5 separate regions of the Mus musculus genome follow, and regions 2, 3, 4 and 5 are each linked to region 1. Evidence: chromatin loops called from intact Hi-C (ENCODE). Cell type or tissue: left cerebral cortex. All regions are shown on one strand. Region 1 overlaps E430016F16Rik (RIKEN cDNA E430016F16 gene). Region 2 has its middle 17 kb from the start of Mrpl46. Region 3 holds the start of E430016F16Rik (RIKEN cDNA E430016F16 gene). Region 4 overlaps E430016F16Rik (RIKEN cDNA E430016F16 gene). Region 5 has its middle 20 kb from the start of Gm30892.

Region 1 (5,000 bases):
ACAGTGCTGGGATTTGTAGGTACAGACACTCCTGAGGCCTCCCTCATCCCAAAGCATTGGCGTGGTAGAAGTGTTTATACCCCAGGAAGCTGAAGTTCTATACTCTAGTGTGGCTCCCCAGAAAGGATAATGAATTGTCCAAATCCAATGTCATTTATGTTTTCTTGATTCAGGCTATCAGGATTATTGTCACTCACTCCAAACCACTCTGAGTCCTAGTCCTCCACATAGTCATCAAAGCCATTCAGTTATTAGCAGAAGTCAAGTTGGCAGCCAGGGAGAAGTAAACTCTGTGCTTGTGTATGTGTGCGCATGAGAGTGGATGAATTCTGCCACTTTCTTACCCCCCTTCTATAAAGATACAAAACAAAGCTGTCATTTTAATCCATCCTGGCAGATGATCTGATTTGTATAATTGTGTGCTATCTAAGAACACTTGAGGTCCAGAGGGAACCCCATTGCTTCCAAACGGTTTAAAGAAACCAACTCTCCCTCAGTTTTCTCATCTGTACAATGGGAATGTCAATATCTCCCCTACTACTTTCCTCATAAAGTGAGGTTCCATTGATAACATGGAGCTGAAAGTGATTAATAAAGTAATGTCGGAGTTGAAGTGTCTTCTGTATGCGTGTCCAGGCTATATCCTTCTCAGAGTGTCTGCTTTGCAAATTCCAAGTCCATCCTCTTTGCCACGCTTAAGATGGTCTATGCTAGCCAGTGAGCAAAGACTTATTCTACTGAATGAAAGTTCTCTTTCTTGTGGAAGCCATCTTGCCTCTACAAAAGAAGTCGTGGTCCAGGGTATGAAAGTGATACAGAGAAAAGCAGAGTGAAGAAAAATTAACGATAAATGATGATGTCATCTTGCATTCATTCAGCAGATAATTGTTAAGCTCCTCTTATACTCTGTGCCTATTTCCAAGTTTTTGCACCCAGATTTTTGGTATTTGGTGATAAACAAAAGGAAGACTCCAACCCCCAGAGAGCTTATGGCTTATAATAAACAAACACCAAGTTAATGTGTAATATTATACAGATGCTGTTAAGTCCTATGAAGCAAAGTTAAAGAAGGGTAGTGGAGACCAAAGAGGATGCATCGTTTAGATGGGGGATTGCCTGGCTTCAGCTTTATCTTTATTTACTGAGAAAGCCTGGTTGAACTCAGTCACTATCGGGTGCTGCAGCAAGTCCTGATGAAGGCAGCTTTGTAAATGGGCGATTTGGCAAAGATGCTGCCACTGATGACTCTGATAACAGCACAAGAGCCTCTTAGGAAAGACCTGGACCACATCCTCAGAAACCCATCTCTAAGACACTTTGTGCCAAAGACCTAGTCAAGGACAGAAAGTTATCAATAATATTTCCAAAAATAGTCACCGTGGAATTGAACACATCCAAGGGTCATCCTCTGGACTCATCCACTATCATCAGCTCACTAGTAAGTAAGCTAGAAACTGAACTTTTTAAACAAATGTATTTAAAAGATACTGAGCATCAAATCAAACAAGTCACTCTATGGCCGGCCTGCAGGAACGACACCATGAGACCTCACAAGACCACTTCCCTGGACATGGAGGATGCTCTGAAAGCCTTAGGAAGAACAACAACAATACACACAGTCACCTGACTCCCTGCCATGTCCCCAGGGTAGCTAGAGATTGAGAACTCCAAACTGAGCCACGGCTCAAGGTCATCCATAGAGGATGATCAAACGTGAGCCTGCAAACGCTCAGCCATCTTCCCCACAGAGGTTCTCTGCGTTTGGGGCCTTTGGTCCTACATTCTAAACAGTTTGGGATTTTTCCTTACACCTCACAACTCACCAGCCCTAGCCATCTCCCCACCCCCACCCCCTATTCCCAAACATACCCCGGAATACTGATATCATGGCTAGTGTTTAGGGAAGACCCAAGTACAGAAGTCTTCCCAAACTGATCTCCCAGAAAAAGACACTGGAACATTGTTCTCATTTGAATGCATAAGATGGGCGTCAAGTAAAGAAAAATATGAAATTGGAGCCTCTACCATGTCCTGCCGAGCTACCACACCCACACTGTGAATAATCTCTTACTCATGTTAAGACAAACAGAAGCCGAGATGAGCCTACTCAAAAACCAAAAACGGGTGTTTCAAGCTTCCCTCAAACTGCTGGAATCTTCTCATGTTTCTCTTGCACAAAATTTGATAATTACAGAGACAATGCACTACCTGCTGAGAAGAGGTGTTCAGCATCCCTGAACTAGACAGTGTGAGAGCCTTTTCCAGAAGTCTAGCAGATGCTGTCTTCAGGGGCTGCGCTGCTTTAAAGTGTTGTGCACCAGGACTGGAATGAGCTGTGCACAGCATTCTGTCAGGAGAGCTCTGAGGATGGTTTCAATCCCTTTGGGGACCAAGTCTTGGCTCCAACAAAACATCTGTGGTCTACCAGATAGATATGTATCTCAGCATTTCTATAAAAATGCTGTAAGCTTAGGTATTCTGTAGGGTGGTGCGGGGGTATTCTCAAGCAAGGTTCAGAAACACTAAGCTAAAAAAAAGTTAAGTGAAATACACATTGGTTATAAAGAAACTTTCAGCTGAAGATATGTATTTTGGGTGTAACAGAGCAAGGTGTGCAGGGCTATTTTATCACAGATGGTCTTCGAGATGGAATACCTATTAATAGTCACCAGAGCACAGGGTGACACAATGTGAACTATAACAACAGTCAGGTGAGGTTTTTTTTTTTTTTTTTTTTCAATCACCAGACCCTAGAAATGCAACACAAAAAAGTGAATATGAATTTTAAATTTCTACTGTGATAAGAAATTAATAAATAATGGTCTGGGTTTACATGTATAATTATAGATCGCAAACTATAGATTTAAAAAAATAAGACTTCTCTACTTAGGAATTTCCAGGTTATAAACTTTTATACATACAAACAAAACAACAAAAATACAAAACAAATCAAAGCTACAATATTGAAAAAAATCACATAGATTTGGCCTCCCACCAACAGATGGCGACAGTTGAAGAGCTTGGGGAGGGGGTCCTGCCTGTCTGAACCATAGAATCCTTGATAAGTTATTAAACGGCAGTCTTGCTAGAGTTCTACCTTCTTTCACATCACTTTGCACGTATTATTAATCTCATTGTATCCACCGAGTAGGAAGCAACGACATAGAAGGGTGCAATTGTGCTGGTATTCAAAGTAAAAATAATGAAAGCTTAACCATGCTGAGGAGATGTGTCTGCTGTGCTCTGTGCAGTGATTCATTCCTAAAGGAGGCGTGCTGCAAAAGGTCAAAGTGCTCAGCACCAGGTGGCTGCTCACACACTGCTCATGACAATCCTCAAGAACGGAGGAAGAAGGGCGTGCTCAGAAACATTAGAGCAAGGGGCGACAAGATCAGCCTCCACACAGGCTGCCTGCGAGCCACGTATTAATCAGGAGAAAACACGGGGACTTTGCTCAAGTACCTAACAAGCAGATTGTAGTGAAAGCGCCGTTGCCTGAGCACTAGTTCGTCTGGCACCTATTTTACGGAGGTTTGACTATGAGCCAAATGTCGTGCTGGCTCCTGGGAACATCAACCACACGGAAATAGACAGAGGTAGGCCCCGCCCACCCGTGGGGAACTATCCATCTGTGGAAGGATAGGGATGCGGAGCCACAAAAAGCAAAACAAAATGTAGAAGTCTAAGACGCTGGTAAGGTGTCCTGAAGTACAACAGAAGTAAAAGAAGCAGAGGTAGGATGGGCAAAGGGGTAGAGATGGCTCTTGGTCAGTGTCTCGGGCAGGGGTTATAGGCCCTGTCTCTTCTTGGTACACACGTTGGAGTGGGAGTTGGGTGTGTGGCTCACCTGGTGACTGAAACACACCACTGGGTTGATGTGGGGAAAGAAGGGACTTATCCTGAGCTGAGTTAGATGGTGATGGAGGAGCCTGAACTGTAGGGCAAGTACCCGGCACCCTCTCGGCTTTCTGCCATGTAAGGATACAATGTAAAGATGGCGGAGGAAACACTGGGACAAGAACTCTTACCAGACAACAGAATGGCAAGCACGTTGGACATGGAAGTCACCCTCCAGAACAATAAGAAACTAATTTCTGCTTCTGAGCCACCCTGGCTGTGGGTACTTGCTACAGATAGCACATATTGGCGACACAATGATGGTGTCCTGAGAGAAGCCTGACTGAAGACTTTTCAAGGTAGTGGAGTCATCTGTCCACGATGACATCTTTTATTGCTAAGTCACTGTGGTAGTTTGAATAAAATGCCCCCAACAGGCTCCTTAGGAATGGCACTTTTAGGAGTTGTGACCTTGATGGAGGAAGTGTGTCTGAGTCTTTCTTCCTGCTGCCTTCCAGCAGAGACTGATGTAGAACTCTCAGCTCCTTCTCTGACACCAAGTCTGCCTGCATGTGCCATGCCTTCTACCCCGATGATAATGGACTAAACCTCTGAAACTGCAAGCCAGCCCCAATTAAATACTTTCCTTTATGAGTTGATATGATCATGGTATCTCTTCACAGCAATAGAAACCCTAAGACAGTCACTAATACAGCAATTCTATGGGGGAAAAGCTACCTTCTGGTTCACTCTCACTTGAAATCCTTTAAATTCACCCATAACTATTAAATGAGATGGACTGGGGACGTAGCTCAGTCGGTAGAGGGCTTGCCTAACATGCAAGAAGCCCTGGGTTCGGTCACCAGCATTGCATAAAGTGGGGTCTGATGTCTCAAATCTGTAATTCCATCAGTTGGGAATTGGAGGTAGGAAGATAAAGAGTTGAGAAACATCTGCCTCACCGCCGCCTCGCTGTCCAGATTTCTATCAGATTCTGAGAGATTTCTGCCTCGTTGTCCATCTTCACCCCAACCAGCTCCACCATAGGGGGGGGGGAGTCTCTATTGCTGCTCAAACAATCATCCACCAGGTCAACTGTTATCCTCTGGAAGGTCTCACCACTCTCCCTAAAATTCCACATTTTCTTTTGAAATCCGCCTCCC
Region 2 (5,000 bases), 98 kb after region 1:
CATGGAATACTTGTTACGGAACCTCCTCCCACCCATGGGCCACAGGCTTGAGCATCACTGGAACCAACTCTTTACAGCTACTAGCATGCCCCTCTTCTCAGCTCTGCAGTGAGTGGGACCTCAAAGCTAACCCTGACGGGAGTATTTACACCAAGGAAATCAGCATGAGGTACCATATCAAGGACACCTACCACCCATCCACCACCTCCAAATGCTTACCTACCAGCACGCCACGGGTGTGAGGGATCCACTACAACCTCACTCATAGACAGAATGAATGGGGCCCTGGCAACAGGTAGAAGATTCTTCTTTAAATGCAGACACTTAAGGGCTACAGGTGTGGCTCAGTGCTAAAGTGTTTGCATAGCATCGTGAGTCTATGAGTTCAACCCCCCAGCACTACAAAATGAATGAATGAATGAATGAATGAATGAATGAACGATTTTTTTAAAAAAGCACATCTGGGCCGGCAAGATGGCTGAGCAGGTAAAGGTGCTTGCTTCCAAGCTTGACAGCCTCTGTTCAGTCTCAGGAACCCACGTAGTCTAAGTTGCCCTCTTATTTCCACACACGCACTGCTGCATCTGTACGCGTAGATAAATAAACAATTTTTAATTTAAATAAACACACTCATTCCACGTAACAACCACAGAAGGTAAGGATGACTTGCTAAGGGTCATACGGTGACAGTGAATTCGTACTAGGTGGGCTAGAGCCAAAATCCATGTGCTTTGCCCCTGTACATCACCCTGTTCCGCTTCCTCCCCTTTAGACAGCTTCAGGAGATTGCACTCTGCCACAAGTGCATAATTCAAAGTCCTGGCTGCAGAGAACCTGCATCCCCTGGTTTGGAGGCAGAGAAGGGCTGGGATTCCATTGCTCGGGATTCTTTAGAAAGATGGAAGATGCAAGCATCTCATCTGGAGAAAAATTCCCCTCCCAGCACTCCAACCCTAGAAATGTGCCTAATGATGCTTTCTAAACTGCAAAGTCGGGTTTTCATTACAAACACAGGTTGACGGCCCATATGCAGCATTATTGGTAATGAATGGTTTTCCACATCTCTGCCCTGCTATAGCTGCCCTGCCCACCTCTCTGATACTGAAGGCACAAACTGTACTGGCCCTTCCAAGACCCTTGGAAAATGCTGCCCTGGCCTGAGGAATAAGGAACATGGCCATCCCTGTCCCCAGCCCTGTGTGGGGACCTGGGGGGAGGGGCGCTTCTGGGAGGTCCTGGCTAAGTGGCATCAAGGACCAGATGGCTGAGGAGATTACTACGATTTCGTTTCCATATAATCCATAAACTTGGATGAGTTAATGTTTCTTCAAATGCATTATCTTGTAATCCCAGGGAAAGCTGTGCAGAGCCAAGAGCCTGGTTCTCTGGCCTCTACATGCCTGGCATGCTGGGTAATCCCTGCTTTGCCCAACAGGTCTTAACAAAGGCCAAGGAGCTTGGCCAGCAGGGGAGGAGATGCTGGCGGCAGGGCAAGGCTGGCACCTAGGAGGCTGGCATTTGAGGGCAATTGGGCAGGCCCGTAGGCTCCCAAACAATGCTGGGAATCCCACACTACAACCAAGCAGAGCCCACAGGACATCTGAGCAAAAGCCCAGGTGGGGATGAAGATTTCCTACTCTCTTGCTTTTGGCTCCATCCTTGGCAAAATGACTAACTCTGGGCCTTATTGTCTCAAAATATAACAAGGGATAGAAGCAGGTGACTCAAAGAGTCCACTTCGATTCACTCTCTGCTACATGTGAAGCCAAGGTCAGCACTGTTTCCCTGTCATATGCCAGGAGCTGTGACGAATAGATTCCACCGAACCCACTCCATGCTCGGGTAAAAACTAGCTGCTTCCAGGATCCTGGGTGTGCTGCTTGAACCTGGCATCATGGCACATGAGGACTGGTCTTAAGATGGAGCTCTGCCACTGACTAGCTAGCAAGCCACCTCCCTCCAGCTCTTCCCTCATCTGTCAGCTAGAGTTGCTTCTTCAACTGGTATCTCACGAGTGTCAGAGAAACTCAGAACACAGGGTGAACCTACCAACCTGTGAATATGTAACATCGAGTCCAGTACGCGGCCGGCAACCTGCCTGCAAGCTGGTGTCCTTGCCCTTTCCCCCAGTTCTTTCTACCTCTCCTGAGCTGCCTCACCCTTTTAGTGATCTCAGCTTAATCCTGTCAGCTCCTTCTGATGCATTAAGCTAATGCATTAACGATTTGGTTGGTGACTTCTTCCTTGCAATACAGTTGCGTGTTTGCAGTGGCCATCGTGCCTTGACTCGTTGTTGTGGACAGATGGCCACCTGGCGGTAATAACACGCTAGAAAGCCTAAGAGCCAGTGGGGCTTTCTGACCCACAGCCCAGCTTTTGGCCAAGCGTACCTAGGAGGGATATACGTTTGTGTGTGGCGCCTCCCTGTGGATACGATGTGTACTGCACAGACTCACCCAATCCCTGACGCACATGAACCAGCAGCTGCCCCAACCAGGACGTGAATCCAACATTCTTACACTGCCAATGCAGAAAACGAGGCCCACATGCTGGCATAGAACTTGTTCAAGATTATACAGTTCCCTTGGCATTTTGAAAACAGTAATAAATGACTGGCAACAATCTCTCATAATTTTGAGAACAAGAAAGCCAGAATCAAAGTGTGGTTTGCCCAAGGGTGTGTCCATGAAATGTGAATTTAGTTTCGGTGGTCAGTTCTCACACCATAAATCTTTAGGGAGATAGAGATGGCTCCCATTCTTTCCTGAGGAGCCAGGTAGTGATGACCCACGTGGCTTCTGAAATCATATCTAGCTAAATGATGCAAAAATCTGGTCCTATAAAATGCCCCTTTAAGTTTCTGCAAGGACACTGTCCATCAAATGGACTCTATCCAAGAAGATGGAGTCTGTCGTGAGGCTGGGCACTGTTCTCTGTATCCACCTAGAGAAGGCAGAGATGCTTCCTGAAGCTTTAGCTCAGTAAAGCCCTGGAGAAGCAGAGGAGAAGGTGCCACTGAACTCAGCAAAATACTGAATGGTATGAACTAGGATTTAGTTCAACAGAGATTCAACCACACCTAGAGAGCTACGGGCAAGGGATGAGACTGCTCTCCTGTGAGTGTTGCTCCTGAGGATTATCTGAAAAGGAATCAAAACTGACACATGTCAGAGACTTCTGCGTGCTGGTGTTGATCACCAACGATTCACAAAAGCCAAAATGGTTCACCCACAGATGAACACAGAGAGTGTAGTATGTATACACAATGGAGTGCTACCTAGCCACAAAGAACAAACTCATGTCATTTATGGGAAAATGGACATTAAGTAAAATAAGCTGGATTCAAAAAATACTATCACAGGTGCTCTCTCATATGTATACTGTAGAGAAAAAAAATAATTGAAGATGCCCCCAAAATTGAAGAGATGACTATGGAAGAAGAAGATGAGGAGGTGGTTACTCCCAAATACATTACATGCGTGTTTAAGTGACACCGTGAAATCCATTATCGTCGTGGCGTTGGCTCAACATCAGTCAGGATGCAGTTAGGAAAATGTAGCCCACGCCATGTCGTTCAAAAGAGACTTTTCAACATGGAGAATGAGTTCCCATGGTGTTGAGAGAGCTGGAAACCAAACAGGGTATGGAGAGGCAATTTGGAGAGGAGCAAGAGTAAAGCCATCACCCTGAGGGCTGGGGACAGCAGAAGAAAACAATGCTACCAGGAGCAAGCCATGCTGCAGGAATGTGAATCAAAGAGGGCTGCCGGCTGTGGACCACAGAGATGCTGAGCAGGCGATGTATGCACGCAGTGGGAAGGAATATTTAGCCTTAGCTTCCCTTCCCTTTAACCTCCTGCCAGTACCTCTCCCTCACTGGCCAAATCCAGTTAGAATCCAGTCAGTAAGAAAGCATGAGATGTGTATTTAAAGGGGTTATCACACACATTCCCCCCAAACACACACACACACACACACACACACACACACACACACACACACAGAGGATCTGAGAGCAAGAGGCAAAGGACCTGAGATGATGCGTGAGGTGAATATTCATGAGTGTATGTGTGATGTGAATGTTCAAGAAGGTGCACGTGTATTATCAAATCAGTTTCAAGGTATGCAGGAATCGATGTATGCAGGCGAATGTGGTAGGTACAGTTGTATCAGAGGTACCGATGTATCGGATCGATCTCAGAGGTTTGTATCGTGTGTGGTAGGAGAAGCATCGTGGGTTTTGGGTGTGATGTGAACATTCAAGGGTATGTGGATGCGTGGCTAGAATATTGATAGCTTTTGATGTGCACGCTTGTGTGTGCTGTGAATGTCCAAGGAGCTGAATGTGATGTGAATGATCAAAGGCATATGACGTGATGTTCCAGAGAGAGAGAGAGAGAGAGAGAGAGAGAGAGAGAGAGAGAGAGAGAGAGAGAGCATTCACAAGAGAGATTTTAGAGAAGAGAGAGACAGGACAGCAGATGTGTACAGAAGTGTTCTCTGTGTAGCATGTGATAGGGAAATGCAGTCATGGGTCATCTTTGACAGACATGCATGCTAAGCTGGTTTTGCCCCCTTATGCACTCAAGATGTCTAAAGAGGATAGTGGCCTAAGCTTTTCATGGGCACTATGCCTCAAGATCCATATCAAAAGCTTGTGTCATCCCACGTCAAGATGCATATCAAAGCCTGTGCCTTCCGGTCTCAAGATCCGGATCACAGGCACGCCTTCCATTTCTGGATTGTCGATCATTTCAGATATAGCCAAGTTGACAACTGGGAATATCCATCACAGGCTCCATCAGATAAAGCATGATTAGTCCCGTCATCTGAGGACACACTGGCCAGGTTGGACTTAGGTGACACCTAAGATCCATCTCCACAGTTGACTTTGACAAGTTATGCATTGCCACTTAGATCCACTCAACATGGAAGATCCAGAAATGCCTGCCTTTGCCTCCAGATAACTGGCCTAAAACTGTTTGGGACAGTTAAGAACCA
Region 3 (5,000 bases), 50 kb after region 1:
TTGCTGATGTGATGTATCTCCCTGCATCCGGCCAGGAACCGAAGGAGCAAGGAGAGCTCACCAACCTAAAGTGCTGTATGAAAGCCCATTAATAAACCTCCTGGCAAGGACACAGTGTGCACCATTCATAAATCTGTGGCCTGTGGGAAGGAGCCATGGAGCAACCTGTGGAGTGGCCTGGAAGGGAGTCTGAGGCTGCTGAGCTCTGGACATTCTTGAAGTTCCTCTGTAAACTTGGGGTCATGGGCATCTGCACTCCGAGTGGGGGACTGTTACCAGTCTGAAGCCCTGGAGCCTCAAACCCCAAGATGAATTTGTCTTCTTACTTAGAATATAGACCAGATGATGGTCTTGCAATTCCATTATCCCAGGATGCCCAGGAGAATTCAGACAAGAGACTGGGCCTCCTTGTCAGAAGGCTAAAGGACAAACACATGCAGAATAATTGTTGAGAGCCAGGCAGCCTAAATACTCTACTCCAATGAATCCCTCAATAACTTGATAAATCCTATCATGATCATCATTTTGGAGAGGTGGAAAATGGGGCCTCATGAAAGTAAAGTCATTCCCCGCACAGAGCTAGTCAACCCAGGCTGGACTGCTCCAAGTTGTCCAGAACACGGTAGGACACAGTTAAATGTGAGAGGTACAGTTCAAACTCAGGTTGCCGGGCTCCCTGGACCTCTATGCTATTCCACAATGTCTTCCTCTGCACTAGTGCTTTTCAGCAGGGAACATTTCACTTGTCGGAAGATGTTTGACATTATGGATTGTCATAGCTGGGGAGGAAGGAGTACTGCTGTCATCCATCAGACCAAGACCAGGAATCCTGCTAAATATCCCACAGTACACAGGGTGAGCCCTATGACACAGAATTAGCTGGCTAAGATACCAATGGGATTGAGGTTGGCAAACTATGTCCCTGAATCACCAAAGACTGAATTGTTTAGCGTCTGAGCTCTTCCAGGGTCTCGGGTTGAGGTAGGGCCAGGAAGCTCAGGCCAGCAATCTCCTAAGCGCTGTGTGGAACTCTGGCACACATGGCTGTTCTGTTACGGGTTTGTAAAATGGGAGAGCAGGCAGGGCAACTTTAGGAGGGAAGAGATTCACCAAAATCAAGATGTCTTTTTGGAGAAGACTTCTGTGCTACATCTGGTATTCTACTGGCCAGTCATCTCTGTCTCACTGTGTCTAAATACCTGAGGCACTCAATGTACAAGAGTGTTTCAATGCATGCATGCATTCTGAGGTTTCAGTCCACAGTGGCTCAGTTCACTTGCTTCAGGCCTGTGGCACAGAAATCATCAGGGCAGAGGAGGCTGCTCACCGGTGGCAGCCAGTAAGCAGAGATGAAAAGAAAGGGACTGAGATACCAATCACACTTTCATGGGCAGAACCCTATGAACCTGATGCCTTTCTACAGAGCTCCACACTAAAGACTCTACTAGCTCCAAACACTGCCACAAAGCCTTCAACAAGCCTTCGGGGTATATCTAAGGTCTAAACCATAATTGTAGTGATCAATCTTAGATGCCAATGTCAAATGCTTCCCTAGGTGTTTCCAGGAAAATTTGATAGGTGTAGTTAATTCTACAATAAGCTAGTTTTGAGTAAAGGATACCTGGGTTGACTGGACTCAGTGGCTCCAAAGGCCCTAACAGTAGAGTGGAAGTCTCCCCACAAAGGTGGGTGGAAGGGTCCCACTCACAGACAGCATCGCCCTTGATGCAGGCAGAGAGGTGCAGCCTGCCCTTGGGACGTCAACCTTTCCCTGCCAGCCCGCACCACCACAAAGCCAGTTCCCAGCATCTCTTTATAGTGATCATCTCTGTCTGCTTGGCTGGTTAACCCTGCTTACCACAAGTAACTCACAATCTCCAAGGGGAGAATAAAGCTTTATGACAATTCCCAAAGTGATTTGTCCAGCAAAGCCTTGAATTTGAAGAGCATCCTGTGGGATCATACTCCAGATGTCTTTTTCTGACAAGCAGTAACACAAGGAAACTAGGCAGTTTGGCCAGTTCTTTGGCCCGGCTTCTATGGATGGTATCGGGTTCTCACTATGGACAGAGGATCCTTACCACTACATGCCATCTGCCGGTTGCCCTTCTCCACTACACAGGAGGTGGTCCTCTTGCATCCATCCTTGAGGCACATCCAACACCATGACTGAGATTTCTTAGGTCTAGACCTTTGCTCTCAGTAAGCAGAGCTGATAAGCCTCAGCCCCTGAATACGCAGCAGTCAAAACGGCATGGTTTATGCAGAGCACCTGGCACACAGTGGGTGTTCAACTCCTGTGCCAAGACCCTCCCCTCTGATGACAAGCTGTGCTAAAACAGGCCTCCTACTATATAAGGAATAAGCAGGGTTTTTAAACCACTCAATATGGGCAACAGTTGCCAAATGATGCTACGGAGCTCTCCTAGGCCCGAGGCCCGCCCTAAATTTAACAGGCCTGTGTTTACAAACCCAAATCCATGCATCTCTGAGGCTCCCACACATATCCCAGCTGTCCGCCTGAAAAATTCCGCGTGGAGAGTCTCTGGCAGAGTCTCCACCAGCTGGTAACTCTCAGAGTGTTCCTGACACTTGGTCTGAGCCTTAGGCACACTATTCACAGGCGAAACCCAGGAGCTCCTCCTTCTACCTGAAGACTGGTAGGACTCTGAGCTGGTGGATTGCAACCAGGATTCTGAGGCTAAGCCACACACGGAAGATTCTAGGAGCTAAGACAAGCCTCTCTGCAGAGCCTGGCTTTTCTCTCTCTATCCTTTACTCATTCTCTGTATGTACTAGGCTGACACACATGCACAACATCACACCTTCCTACAATTCAGCTATCCTGAAACTGTCCAATAGCACTGAACACAGCCCAGAACCCAGAAAGACACAGAAGTCTCTAGATTGGACACAGAACATAGACTGATTCTCTGAACCACGTGCAGCGCCGTAAGCCTTCCCTCGGACCTTATTTCCCTTTCCTATGGGCTATTTCTCCAACTGAGAGACACCTAAATCACCAGACAGCTTGGTAAATACAGATTGCTTGTTCTACCCTTCCCACCCCACTCCAGTGATTCTGATTAGGCAAGTCTGGAACAGGACCGGAGGAATGGGCATCTCTAAGGAGTTCCCAGGTGAAGCTGATGTCACCAGATCAGGGGCTGCTCTCAGGTTAGGGGGTGGCTGCTTTACAGATTGGATGAGTCAAGCCCACTGACTCTAAGTAATCCTGAATCAGAATGGAATCTCCCTCTGTGTGTGTGTGTGTGTGTGTGTGTGTGTGTGTGTGTGTGTGCGCACTGGGGGCGGGGAAGATGCCGATAGTGGTGAGTCTCAAGAAAGAGAAAGCCAGGCTGACAGCTGCAGGAAGTGACAGTTGACAGCCTGAGAGCACAGAAAGAGACAGCAAACTATAAAAAGCAGACTTAAGAACTCAAAAAGCAAAACGGACCGAAGCCATCTCTGTGGGATACAGTTACTATATTCTCCAGATCCAACCTCAGGAAGAACTCTCTCCAAGCCCCGTGTGACCCTGGGAGTCACAGTGAAGACCCTATCATGTGAAGGAAGCTATACTTAGGCTGCTTCCAGGGCAGGGAAATGTAAAAATTAATGTTCTAAAAATTGACATCTAATTCATCGGCAGTAAAGATCATCGGGGGTTTAATGGGTTATAAACTTGGCACTATGAAAAACTTTTCACCATGAACTAACCCATTTGCTCAGTTTTCTAGGCTCCTACCGTGTGTGCACCTGCACATATGTATATCCTGCACCCATATACAGATAAATATCTGATGTAGAAACATTCTGTGGGGTGTTGAGAGACATCATGAGTTATAGAGACCATGCTTAGCACACACCAGGTCCTGGGTTCCAGTGCCACCATCAAATTACTCCACTAATGAATGTAAGCAGTACAATTCCCCACTCCCCATACCATAGCCCCTTCATCATTTCTTCCTTGACCGTCTAGACAAGGCTGGGTCCCATCTGGAGCTCCCATTTGCATACCTAATTGTTCTAACTCTGTATTTCTCACCACACTGCAATGTAATACATTCAATAGCCTCTTTCTGAGCTTTTCCGTTCCTAGTAGGGCAGAGTGTAGCAGGTGCTTAGTGAATGGGTGTTGTTTGAAGGCATATCCTTAACCTTGCCGTATCTAAGTACACACACACACACTCACACGCACTCATTTATAAAGAAAATGTAGGTCAAGGAGTTTGAGTATATGCCTCGAGGCAGCCCCAATTTCTGAAAGCAGGCTTAACTGTGCTTATTTCTGCTAGCAAGGGAGCGTGGAGGTCCTCCGCAGAGAGTGCTGTCTCTCACACTTCCTGATTTTAATCAGAACTACATATTCTGGGTGAGGTGGCAAGAAGAAAGAGGCTGTAAACTCAATTAGATCACTCCTGAGTCCCCATCCCATGACTGTTCTAAGGAGCCAACTACTATCCCTCCACCTTTCTTTACACCCTCCTCCAAATACACATCCAATCCCAATTCCCTCTCTCTATACTAAATATCCTGAGAGAGTCCCCATTCATGGGATAGGGCCCTGTGTTCTCTGACCAGCAGACAGACATAGGGGAAAATCATGTTTCCCATCATCCATAGCATACCTGCCTGTAAATAAAGTACACTAAGAGAAATTAGCTCAAGCTTCTTTAGCTCTGTGGAGCTCACTCCCATGGGCTAGTGGAAGAAGAAAGGAAGGCAGAGAGGACAGGATCTCACTGACAAAACTGACCACATGAATGAAGGAGGTTTCAAATACATGGGAAGGCTACCAGACACCTTCCTCAGACTGAGAGCCTCATCGTCCTTCCCTGAGCTTCATGGCAGCTGGAGCACACTCCATTAAGAACTCAGAGTTTACTAAGTGTGTGAAGAGCTTTGGAAGTTTCTTTCAAGGGAAAATCCAATGAACTACAATATTCTACTATCTATCTGTCTGTCTGTCTGTCTGTCTGTCTGTCTGCCTGCCTGTC
Region 4 (5,000 bases), 67 kb before region 1:
CAGTCCTTTCTCCCAGCTGCCCTTTTGGGCAGAGTCCTGGGACAGTCCTGGCTGTTCACATATGTACACCAACCAGTGTCTTATTTCCTTGCCTGCAGCTTCTGCCCATTCTTACCTTTGACCTCTTCTGAAGACTCCATTCTGGGGCAGCATCAACTGCTCATTCTAGAACTTTCTTTTCAGGTTCCCCAAAGTCATAATCATACTCCCAAGATAAGTAACCTGAACATGAGTGCCACCATCCTTTTGCCTGTCAAGAAACCATATCCTTCCAATACGTTAAGCTCACTCTTATACTGTGTGATGTTGTGTGTGTGTGTGTGTGTGTGTGTGTGTGTATCATGCAGGATTGAAAAAAGCAAATATTGCCACCAACCTAGCCAGACTTCCCTTCAGAACACAGTGAGAAATAGTCACTGCCCCAATGTGAGGAGACTGCTACCATTCTGACAGAGAAAGAAAGAGTGAACACATGTTCCCAAAATTGCCACTGTAGGGTCTGGATTTGTTAGGAACATCTCGCCTGGGCATGTCGACCTTGGCACTACTGACATTAGGAGCACGATGAATCTCCGTGGTCAGCTGCCCTATACATCACAGGATCTTTAACAGCATCCATGGACCCTACCTTCTAAATTTGAGTAGCACCTCTTTTACCTAAAGTGACCATAAATGTCTCCTCCAAATGACACTTCATTGAGAACACTGAAATGAACACAGGTTGTCTTCAAGCACCGAGAAACAGATTGGCCACTCCATACAGTCTTTAAAGCTCTGGACATGTAGAGTCATTCTCCTGGACTTGAGTGAGTTATTTTCCATCTCTGGACCCAGGATTTTGTCACTTGGCCTCAAGAACAAGGATGATGGCTCCTGTGCATTGGGCTTCATCAGCATTTTCCAGGCACAGTGCCATAGTGGGCATCCCCTGTGTAGTTGTGTTTACTGTGCCAGAGGAAGAAGCCGACTGCCCTTCATCCTACTCCAACGTTTAGGAACTCATCTCCTGGCTCCCTCTTTACAGAGATGAATGAAAATGCAGAATAAACACAAAGACCCTGAAAGTCCAAATGAACAAGACACTTAAGGATCCACATCACTGCCAATCGTGAGTTCCCCTCTGCCTAGTTGGCAGGAATATAACCTTAGCCCTTCTGGGGGCTTTCCTCACCCCCATTCTCCATAATATCCTGGGTCTTAAGTTAAGTCAAGACGTGATGCAGGGACAGACAGTGTGGGATGCTGTCAGCCATCTGTCCATTTGGATTGCTACCAAAGCATTCAGTGTTATTCTGTCTGGACCATTTAGGTCTGACGGCTTACTACTTCTGTACAGTACTTAAGACAAACTACCTATAGTCCCAATAGTATTCAGGATTTTCCAAAGAGGCCCACAGCAATCTCTGTTATGCCACATATCTGTCACAATAAGCCTCTGAAACCCTTCCCTTCAAGAGGTGAAGCCATGTGGCCATGGCAGAGGTGACACTATATGGCTCTAAAAGGACTTAGAGACCTATCTCTTGGTTGTTCTGGGATCCTAAGTCACATACTCTAAAGAAGCCCACCTAATGGCACAAGGAAGACACATACAGAGACCCCATCTGAGACTTGAGTAGGCAGGCTGCAGAAACAATAGGCTTCGGATAATTCCAGTCTGTCATTGATTGGCTCGTCCCAGATGTTGGAGGATAGAGATAACGCCGCAGTCCTGATGTGATCTTTCTTCCTTCCTGACCTTCCAGATCCATGGACACAGTAAGGTCACTGCTTTACATTTGGCGTAGACTGTGATGTATCAGTGGCAGGTGGAATTCCTGTCTGCCCACATGCTGTACTTTCAGACACTCCTGCCAGGGTCTCCGGAGGAGAGAACTAGGCATGAGTCCACATCGATCAAGAACCTGCATGCAGCTCTCCTCTCTTCTGGCCTAGGGATCACTTTCCAGTACTACATAAAGAGTCTAGCTTTCAAACTGTAACTTCTCTGTGACACTGGGTTTGTACCCAAACATCTTTTCCTGCCTCTTTTCTCTCTTTTCTTCTATAACTTGCCTGATGGTTCATAGGCATTCTAATTACAAACATGAGAATACATTGTGTAGGCTTTTCCATTTCCTCAGGGAGCATCAGGAGTCGGTGAAAGGTACCCATTTCAGTGTGAGAAGGTAAAAGGAAAAAAATATCAGTTGACTGGGGGATAAAAGATGTGTAGATTATTTTTGACAGCTTTATTGGGATGCAATTCACACACCACACAAGGCAGTGCTGTGAAGTGTATAATTCAGTGGGTTTCAGTCTAATCACAGAGTAGGGCTACCATCAGTGGTCAATTTAGAACATGATCATCACTCACTCCAAAGAGGAACCTCACACTCTTTAATCGTCACCTTTTGGAGCACCCCTAAATCCCTGCCCCCGTGCCTGACAGCCACATTCTGCCTCTGAGATTTTGTAGTCTGGATAGTTCGCACAGATGGGATTGCGTAGCACAGGGTCCTTTGTGACTGGCTCCTTTCGCTTAAACAAAATACCCAAGGTTCGTTGTGACGATCAATCTTCGTTGTCAACTTGACTGGATTTGAAATCACCTAGGAGGCACACCTCTGAGTGTGCCTGTGAGGGTGTTTCCAGGGAGGATTGAGCTGAGATAGGGAAGACCTGTCCTGAATGTAGCAATATCATCTATGCACTGGGGGCCTAGACTAAATACCAAAAGAGTATAGGGGGAGGGCGGGGGAAGAGCTGAGTGTCAGCCAGCATCCCTCTCCCTGCTTGCTGACTTCAGTCACGGGGACCAGCTGACTCACACTCTTGCTGCCCACAGCTACACCAGCTCTCGCTGTTCTTACACCTTCCCTGCCATGGACTGTACTCTCAAACTCCAAAGTCAGCCCACCTTTCCTTAAGCCTTTGTCTCAACAATAACAAAAGTGACAAATCCATGTTGAGTCAAGTATGCAGATGAGTATTGTAAGCCAAGAAATCCTTTTCACTTCCTCCTCCTTCATCCTAAATTGCATTGCAGAGGGTGAGGTCTTTATAAAAGGATGAAGTCGCTCCATGTCTGACCTTTGAAATGAGAGCAGAAACTGGGCACCAAATATGTGAATCACAAATCCAACATGAAATGGTATTGGAGATCCCAATGTGCCAGTGACACCCTCCTTATGTTTGTGTGTGTCTGCTTTTCCTCTGTGATCATCCTTGCACGAGTGCATGTTTGTGTGTATGTGCATGTGCGTGTGTGTGCGTGTGTGTGTGTGTGTGTGTGTGTGTGTGTGTGTGTGTGTGTGTGTGTGCAATATACTTTTTCTTTGAACTCTACAAGTTCCTATGTGGATGTGCTCTACCCAGCTCCCATGAATGCAGTCAGAAGGCTAGCAACAGAGAGGAAGGCCAATAATGATCTCTAAAACAGTGTCTAGGGCAAGGACTTTAATTCTCAGCATTGCTAGAGTCGAAGGGCTATGAGCAGACAGAGTTTAGGACCCAGCATCAAGTATAGGCAGCAGTGGGAGCTGCCAGTGGAGAGTTTGTGGCTGGACTAAGAAGTGGATGAAGAATGGTCTGGAAAGGAGCATGACCATCAATGAACCACAAAGCCTTTTAGCATCCATTTGCAATTGCTGCTGAACAAACAATTGCAAACATACCAGTCACTAACGGGGGGCTTGAGTCTCCCGGGACAGTGTTGAACTCCAGCCAGGAGCCCCATCCCCAAACAAAGGAAAGATGAGGTGCCCTCAGCCCCACCTTGGTCTCTGCAGCTAATTCCAGACCTGGAACATGGCAGTTCTCCATCCCCCAACACCAGGTTTTCTCTATTCATGTCAGCAAAGAAGCGGACCCCAGCATCATTAGCTTGGTGAGCCATGGTCCAGCCAGGGCAGCTCTGTGATGAGTGGAGACGTTTTAGAGCTCTCCTATCTTGACAACAACTACTGAGATAGCAGCTTGCAGAATCAGGTCCCACTTATCAAACCCACCCATCCCAGTTGGGAAAAGACGTGGTGCCTCTGCATCAGGATCAAACAACAGGTTCTGCTCCTCTAAAATGGAGGACAACAGAAAGCAGAGCTTAGAGGCTCTTCACTTGCAGAAGCAGGGGTAGAACGATCTTCTCTCTAGTGTTGTTTCTCTCGTTCACTCACTAGGGTACCAGATGTGAGGGTTGGCTCAGTTAGCCTCCTTTTGATTGAGAATGGCATCTGCAATAGGCAAAGTCCCATGTCATGTAAAGAGATGCCAACTCATCTGAAGGAACAACAACTAAAAATTAGAGCCTCATATCATCCTTTGCCTGCTTTGACCCCTGGTCCACTTGGCCCTTATGGCTCACCTTCCAGATTCAGGGGCTGTGGTATGGTGGGAGGTCGCTGTTAGGAAAGCTGCAGCTTTGTTGGTACCAAGCCTCAATCCCTTCCATTCCTCCAGCGGCTTCTATTTCTCACCTGCAGAGCTAAGCAGTCTTATTAAGAATCATTTAGTTGGAAGCTAAAACATAGTAGATGTGTCCATTAAGATCTTGACTCTGGATGTGCCAACTCTCCAATTGCAAGAGAACAGAAAAGGACAGGGAATCTGGAGATAACGAAGGGGAGACTAAAGATACCTCTGCCTAGACTCCATGTACTTTCCGGATGCCATGAGACTGGCAGGAAGAAATGCCACCTTGCTACAAAACTGAACCCCACTGGCTCCCCCTCCCCAAGGTCCTGATGTCCTCCCCTCCCCCACAGCAGTGGCGTCTGCCTGTTTATTTGCTGAGCCCCGGTTTAACAATGCACTGTTTTTATGAGTTGTGCTGTAGTTCTTGGTAAAGCACTTTAATCCACTTTAATGCCTCTACCCCGCTCCTCCGTGACAGCCTGGTGGTTACTCTAATGCACCCCTCTCACCTCAGGGTTACTAATGAGGTCAGAGGGAACGCAATATCCCAACTGAATAATTCACTAATCAGATGCTACAGACTCCAGTGGTAAAATTTATTTCTGACA
Region 5 (5,000 bases), 86 kb after region 1:
CCATCTATTATGTATTGAACTGTGTAACCCACCCCCTGGAAATCACAGGTTAGTGTCCTAATCCTCGAGGTGGTAGTACATGGAAACATGATCTTTATTGACAGGGCCTCGGGTTGGAGAGATGGCTCAGCAGCTAAGAGCACTGACTGCTCTTCCAGAGGTCCTGAGTTCAAATCCCAGCAACCACATGGTGGCTCATGACCATCTGTAAATCTGATGCCCGCTTCTGGTGTGTCTGAAGACAGCTTCAGTGTACTCCTATACATAAAATAAATAATTCTTTTAAAAAAGAGAGAGAGAAAAGATCATATGAGGAGTCCATGTGAAAGATCTGGAAGCTGAAAAGAGAGGAAAGCCGCACCAGAACCCGGCCCTGCTGCTGCCTTCATCTGAGCCGTCTGGCTGAAGCTTGAGCCAGCCTGCCTGGATTCTGGTCACGGCTTCCCTTGCAGTCTCGTGAAGAGGCAATCCCTACCTCAAAGCCTTCTCACATGTGTAGCTGTTGCCCATCCCAAAGAGCGAGTCCAGTCTCCCGTACTGAGCCAGTGACCCCTGCTCATCTTGCAGGTCTCGGTGGAAACATCAACTCCTCCCACTTTTCCTCTAGAGAACCCACCAATGAGACAGATTTGAGATTCCAGAAACGAGTCCAAGTACGAGAAAAGATGAAATAGACGGTCAACACAACATTTTTAATCAATAAAACTAGAGATGGGGGTTCAACAAATGACGACAGGAGAACTTTGGCCCTAACTTGAAAGGAAGAGAATTGGGTCTCAGAAGCAAAACTAAACTAAATTCTAACCCAGATGTGATCGTATGTACCTACAATCTCTGCACTTAGGAAGCTGAGTCGGGAGGATTTTGAGTGATGCTAGCCTAGGCTCCTCTATGAGCTCCAGACCAGCCTGAGAACTGGTCTAAAAAAAATGCTGGCCTAAAAAATAAATAAATAAATAAATAAATTTTTAAAAAAAGTTTGCTCTTAGCTTTATTATTTACACCAATATAAATTCCTGAAAGAAGAAGCCTTTGAAAATGTAAGATAAAGCCATAAAAGCACCAGAGGAAACTGTACATCCCTGGAGTACCAAAGCTCTTCAGTTCCTTTTAAAATAGGCATGCAAGTTATTAGACATCATTGTGGTATCTTTTAGTGAAGTGTGCTTTAGTAGGTTCTCCTAACTCCCCTGGGACCTCTGATTCCACCTTGTGACCTTCCCTTCCTCATGGATTCATTCAAAGTTGGACACCCAGGCGAGAGCATAACTCCATGGGAGAGCACAGCATGTAAGGCCTCGGGTTTGATCCCACGGAGAACATACATGAAACTGATACAAACCCAAAGCCTGTGATTAGGAGACTGGCTACACGGACCTCAAAAACAGAAGGCTTTGGGGCTAGAAAGATGGTGACATCTGTAGAGTGTCTGCCACACAAATGGGAGGGATGCCTGAGTTCAATTCCCAGCACCAATGAAAAACAGCCAGTTGGGATGGCCCTATTGGTAATTTCAGCCCTAAGGAGGCACAGTCCAGAGAATCCCTGCAAGCTGAATAGCCAACCCAGCCAAAAAGAAGAGCTATGGGTAACAACGAGAAAACTCGTCTCAAAAACCAAGGTGGAGAGTTCCCAAGGAGCAACAGCTGATGTTAACCTCTGGCTTCCATACACAGGTGCACACCCACACGCACACACAAAATATCTTCGTGGAAAATGATGGGAGAGTCTTAAGAAGATTAACAAACTGAGGAAAGTGCTTGCAACGTGTCACAGACAAGCTAATTTGCATAATATACAAAGAGCTTCTACAAATCAATAAGATCAATAGTCCAATGGGAGAATGTGGGAAAGATAAAACAGTTAACAGTAACTGAAATGAGATGGATTTTTAAGTACATGAAAAAGATTTACAAATTCAAATGGGATGCCATTTTTACCTATTATGTTAGCCAAGTTGACAAAGCTTAATAACAGATTGTTGGCAAGATTCTGAAGAAGCTGAGGCGCTCATTCATATTCACTCTCCGTGCATGTGACCTTTATGGAGGCAATAAACCATAATATTTAAAATGTGCAGACTCTTTAATCCAGTAATTGCAATTCCAGAAAATTATCCTATGGCATGGCTATGCCTGCACATGCAAGAAATGACATATGCCTGAGAATATTCATGGTGGCAACGTTAAAAATTGAGAAGGGTGGGAACAAGCTAAATATCCTTTGCTATCAGGCTCGTTAAATAAACTGCAATATAATCCATATGACTGAGTATTGTACAGCCCTTAAAATGTAGGAGACATTTCCACAAACTGGCATGGCATATTTTTCTAGGATATATTGTTATGTGGAAAAGCAAGTTATTGAAAGGGGTATATACCATGCTACAGTGTGTGTAAAAATAAAAGAATATGCATGCATATACTTATGTGTGCATTGATTAACTTTGGAATGAAACGCCAGGCCTGGTAACCAAGGCTCCCTTCCAGGAAGGGTGGAGGGGAGGGAGACCGCTTCCTCCCTGCATAATCCTCTGTAAGGTTGGAATTTTGTACGTACTGTGCATCAGGATGAATTTCTGATTAGGAATAAATGAATTAAAAGCCATTTCAAGGGGGGAAATACCAAACTGGGAGATGGGGGCACAGAAAAAGAAATGTTACCCTGGCTGTGGTGCACTAAGGGTGCACACTTGTTTCCCTCCTGTATTTTTCTATATTTAACAACTTCTTTAATGAGCATGTACTGATTTAAAATGGGGCAAAAGAATGGCTTTTAAAAGCATTGGCAGAGCTGGTAATCAGCGTCTCTCATTGGAGCCCCATGTGTTCCCAGCTGGAAATCTCTAGGCCACAGCTGCCAATCCTGAAACATCCCCGCAAAGACCCTCCGAGCCTCCGTGTGTGGCTTTGGGGGAACCAAGCCATCCCTGCTGTCACTAGGGTACCTCTCCAAGCAGGCTGGAGGACAGGTCCCTTGTAGGTTGGCAGCAGAGTTTCACTCCAAGAGGAGGAAATGAGGCTCACTGGGCCCACAAGCTTGGAAGAATTACAAAACGATTAACATTTGAACAGCACTAGAGTTTGCCAAATGCGTCTTATACAACATCTTATTTGATTCCCGCAACCTGTGAAACGTGGCTCTGATAACTAGCCCCACTTAAAGGTAAAGAAACTGACAGTCTGAGAGACAGTATCATGTTCACGTTGCCAGTTATCTGTCCCGAAGCCAGGTGTTCAGATCTCTTCCAACCTCAAACATCACAAACATCAAACTCTCCCCTCCCAGCCAAGGTGCATCCCTGAAAGAGCTCGTGGAGACAACGGGGTGTCTCCATTTCCTGAGCACACGGCAAGCTCACATCCTCCTGCCCTTCCTACAGTTAAGTGTGGTCACTGAATGAAGTGCCTCTTTTCTAATCTGTGGGTTTGACATCTAGGACTTTACTGCCCTGGAGAAAACTGGCCCCTCTAAAGTTAGCAGGCCCTCCGGCTGGGAAACAACCTTCCCAAGAACGGCTTTCACGGCAAACTAACCAATCCGAAGCCAATTCCTCAACCACTTGCTTTACTGGGCTCTGATGCCATACCATGGGACACCATTCTCCCGCCCCAGTTACCAAGGACCAGACTTGTCACAATGATGTCTCCTAAACCCGTAAAACCACACTGCTGAAATTGTTCACGTTAGCCAATCAGAAGCCTGCTTCCCCACCTCATCCGCTCCTTCCTGGGTCATCAGTAATACTCTCCTGACGCTTCCCAACTCCCACCTCCTTCAGACTCACTCCAGTTTCCCCCAGTGACCTCATGCATCATAGCATGTCCCCCACCTCCTAACTGTCAGTCGTCACGGATGGCAGTCATCTGATGATGTACCGACCTCTTCATACCTGGTCTACATTGTTAGAAGTTGCAAGGCCAAAATTCTAGCCAATAGGGAGAATTGAAAGATGTCACTTCTAGGCCAGGCCCATGAAAGCATTCCATGTAGACAAACAGCATGTTTTCTCTCCCTCCCTCTCCATCCTTCTGCCCCTTTCCCCCCCCCCCATCCTCCCTTTCCATTCTAACTCTCCTTCTCTCTCGTTATCTCTCCTTAATGCAGAGTTTCTAACAGAATATTTTGAGGTCCTAGAGGATAATAGAGCTACATTGTGGAAGGAGCCTAAGTGTTTGAATTACCACATGGCAGGCCACCTGTCAAACGCCCATATCACACTTATATATGAGCAAAAAATAAACTTCTATCATGTAAAGACACTCCAGCCTTGGTGTCTCTGCTCTGGCACTCGAACTATCCTAAGTAATTTAGTTGCCAAAACATATCTTTGGTTACCTCCCTCCAAATACATCCCTAACTACTGCCAAGACTTGCCTCGTTCCTTTTCTCTATTCTTCCAGAGCCTTGGGACTCTACAGATCCCTTTAGATTGCAAAGGACCCTAGAAGAGAATACTATTACATCAAGCACAAGCGCCTAAATCCATTTCTGCAAATGTCTTCTACCATCTACCCTAAGTTGGTACAGAACGGGATATGAGACAAAGTCCCAGGACAGAGAATTGTTTAGTTCCAACTGTTGGAGGCCAGGAGCTTGGCAAGGCCCAGAAAACCCAGGGACAGATCAGGCCTCCTCTGTCACCTATACTGCAAGCTCTTTAGTTACTAGGATAGAGATGCTAGCATCAAAAGGAAGAGGAAGGTAAGAAAGAGGGTGGAGGATGAGATTGAGAATCAGTGAGTCAATGCAGGGCTGATGGAGGGCACCTCGGGGAATGAGGGACCATCTTGAGAGCCTTGGGCCAGGCCAATGGAGCCCTAGAACTGTAAAAGGAATGGAGCCAGTGAGAACTCTGGAGAAAAGCAATACTCATGTGTCACAGGGTTTTACAGAAGTCACTCAGGCTAGTTGTCTTCTGTCCAGAAGCTAACACCCCCATTAAAGACAGCCCAAATGTGTCCGGGAGCTAGCCAGCCTCTTCCCAGGGTTCTCAGACA

What was found. Hi-C counts contacts between places; a loop is a spot of excess contacts. Peaks named below come from ENCODE experiments on the same cell type or tissue, not always from the same donor. Only the 100,000 strongest peaks of a DNase experiment are listed, where the experiment ranks them.
Region 2: a loop joins it to region 1, with 2.4 times the contacts of the local background. A loop is called at or near these places in 12 of 42 quality-filtered maps.
Region 3: a loop joins it to region 1, with 6 times the contacts of the local background. A loop is called at or near these places in 3 of 42 quality-filtered maps.
Region 4: a loop joins it to region 1, with 7 times the contacts of the local background. A loop is called at or near these places in 4 of 42 quality-filtered maps.
Region 5: a loop joins it to region 1, with 2.3 times the contacts of the local background. A loop is called at or near these places in 12 of 42 quality-filtered maps.

Annotation. Positions count from the first base shown.
Region 1 is chr7:78,666,100-78,671,099 of GRCm38, forward strand. The region is part of intron 6 of E430016F16Rik (RIKEN cDNA E430016F16 gene); the gene reads right to left. Among named protein-coding and RNA genes, the nearest start is that of E430016F16Rik, 50 kb to the right of the region's middle. In left cerebral cortex, a CTCF peak has its summit at 2,997 (motif pointing right); DNase peaks (open chromatin) are centred at 1,729, 2,069, 3,314 and 3,509; H3K27ac peaks cover 1,830 bases.
Region 2 is chr7:78,764,087-78,769,086 of GRCm38, forward strand. No RefSeq gene overlaps it. Among named protein-coding and RNA genes, the nearest start is that of Mrpl46, 17 kb to the right of the region's middle. In left cerebral cortex, a CTCF peak has its summit at 2,411 (motif pointing left); a DNase peak (open chromatin) is centred at 2,409; H3K4me3 peaks cover 237 bases.
Region 3 is chr7:78,715,999-78,720,998 of GRCm38, forward strand. E430016F16Rik (RIKEN cDNA E430016F16 gene) reads right to left here and starts at 2,222. Exons shown (of 11, transcript NR_015542.2): 1 at 2,082-2,222. In left cerebral cortex, a CTCF peak has its summit at 2,114; DNase peaks (open chromatin) are centred at 1,789, 2,433 and 3,349; H3K27ac peaks cover 1,474 bases.
Region 4 is chr7:78,599,232-78,604,231 of GRCm38, forward strand. All of the region lies in intron 8 of E430016F16Rik (RIKEN cDNA E430016F16 gene), which reads right to left. Among named protein-coding and RNA genes, the nearest start is that of Ntrk3, 24 kb to the left of the region's middle. In left cerebral cortex, no CTCF peak of the experiment used is centred here; DNase peaks (open chromatin) are centred at 1,261 and 2,842.
Region 5 is chr7:78,751,857-78,756,856 of GRCm38, forward strand. No RefSeq gene overlaps it. Among named protein-coding and RNA genes, the nearest start is that of Gm30892, 20 kb to the left of the region's middle. In left cerebral cortex, no CTCF peak of the experiment used is centred here; DNase peaks (open chromatin) are centred at 3,073 and 4,254.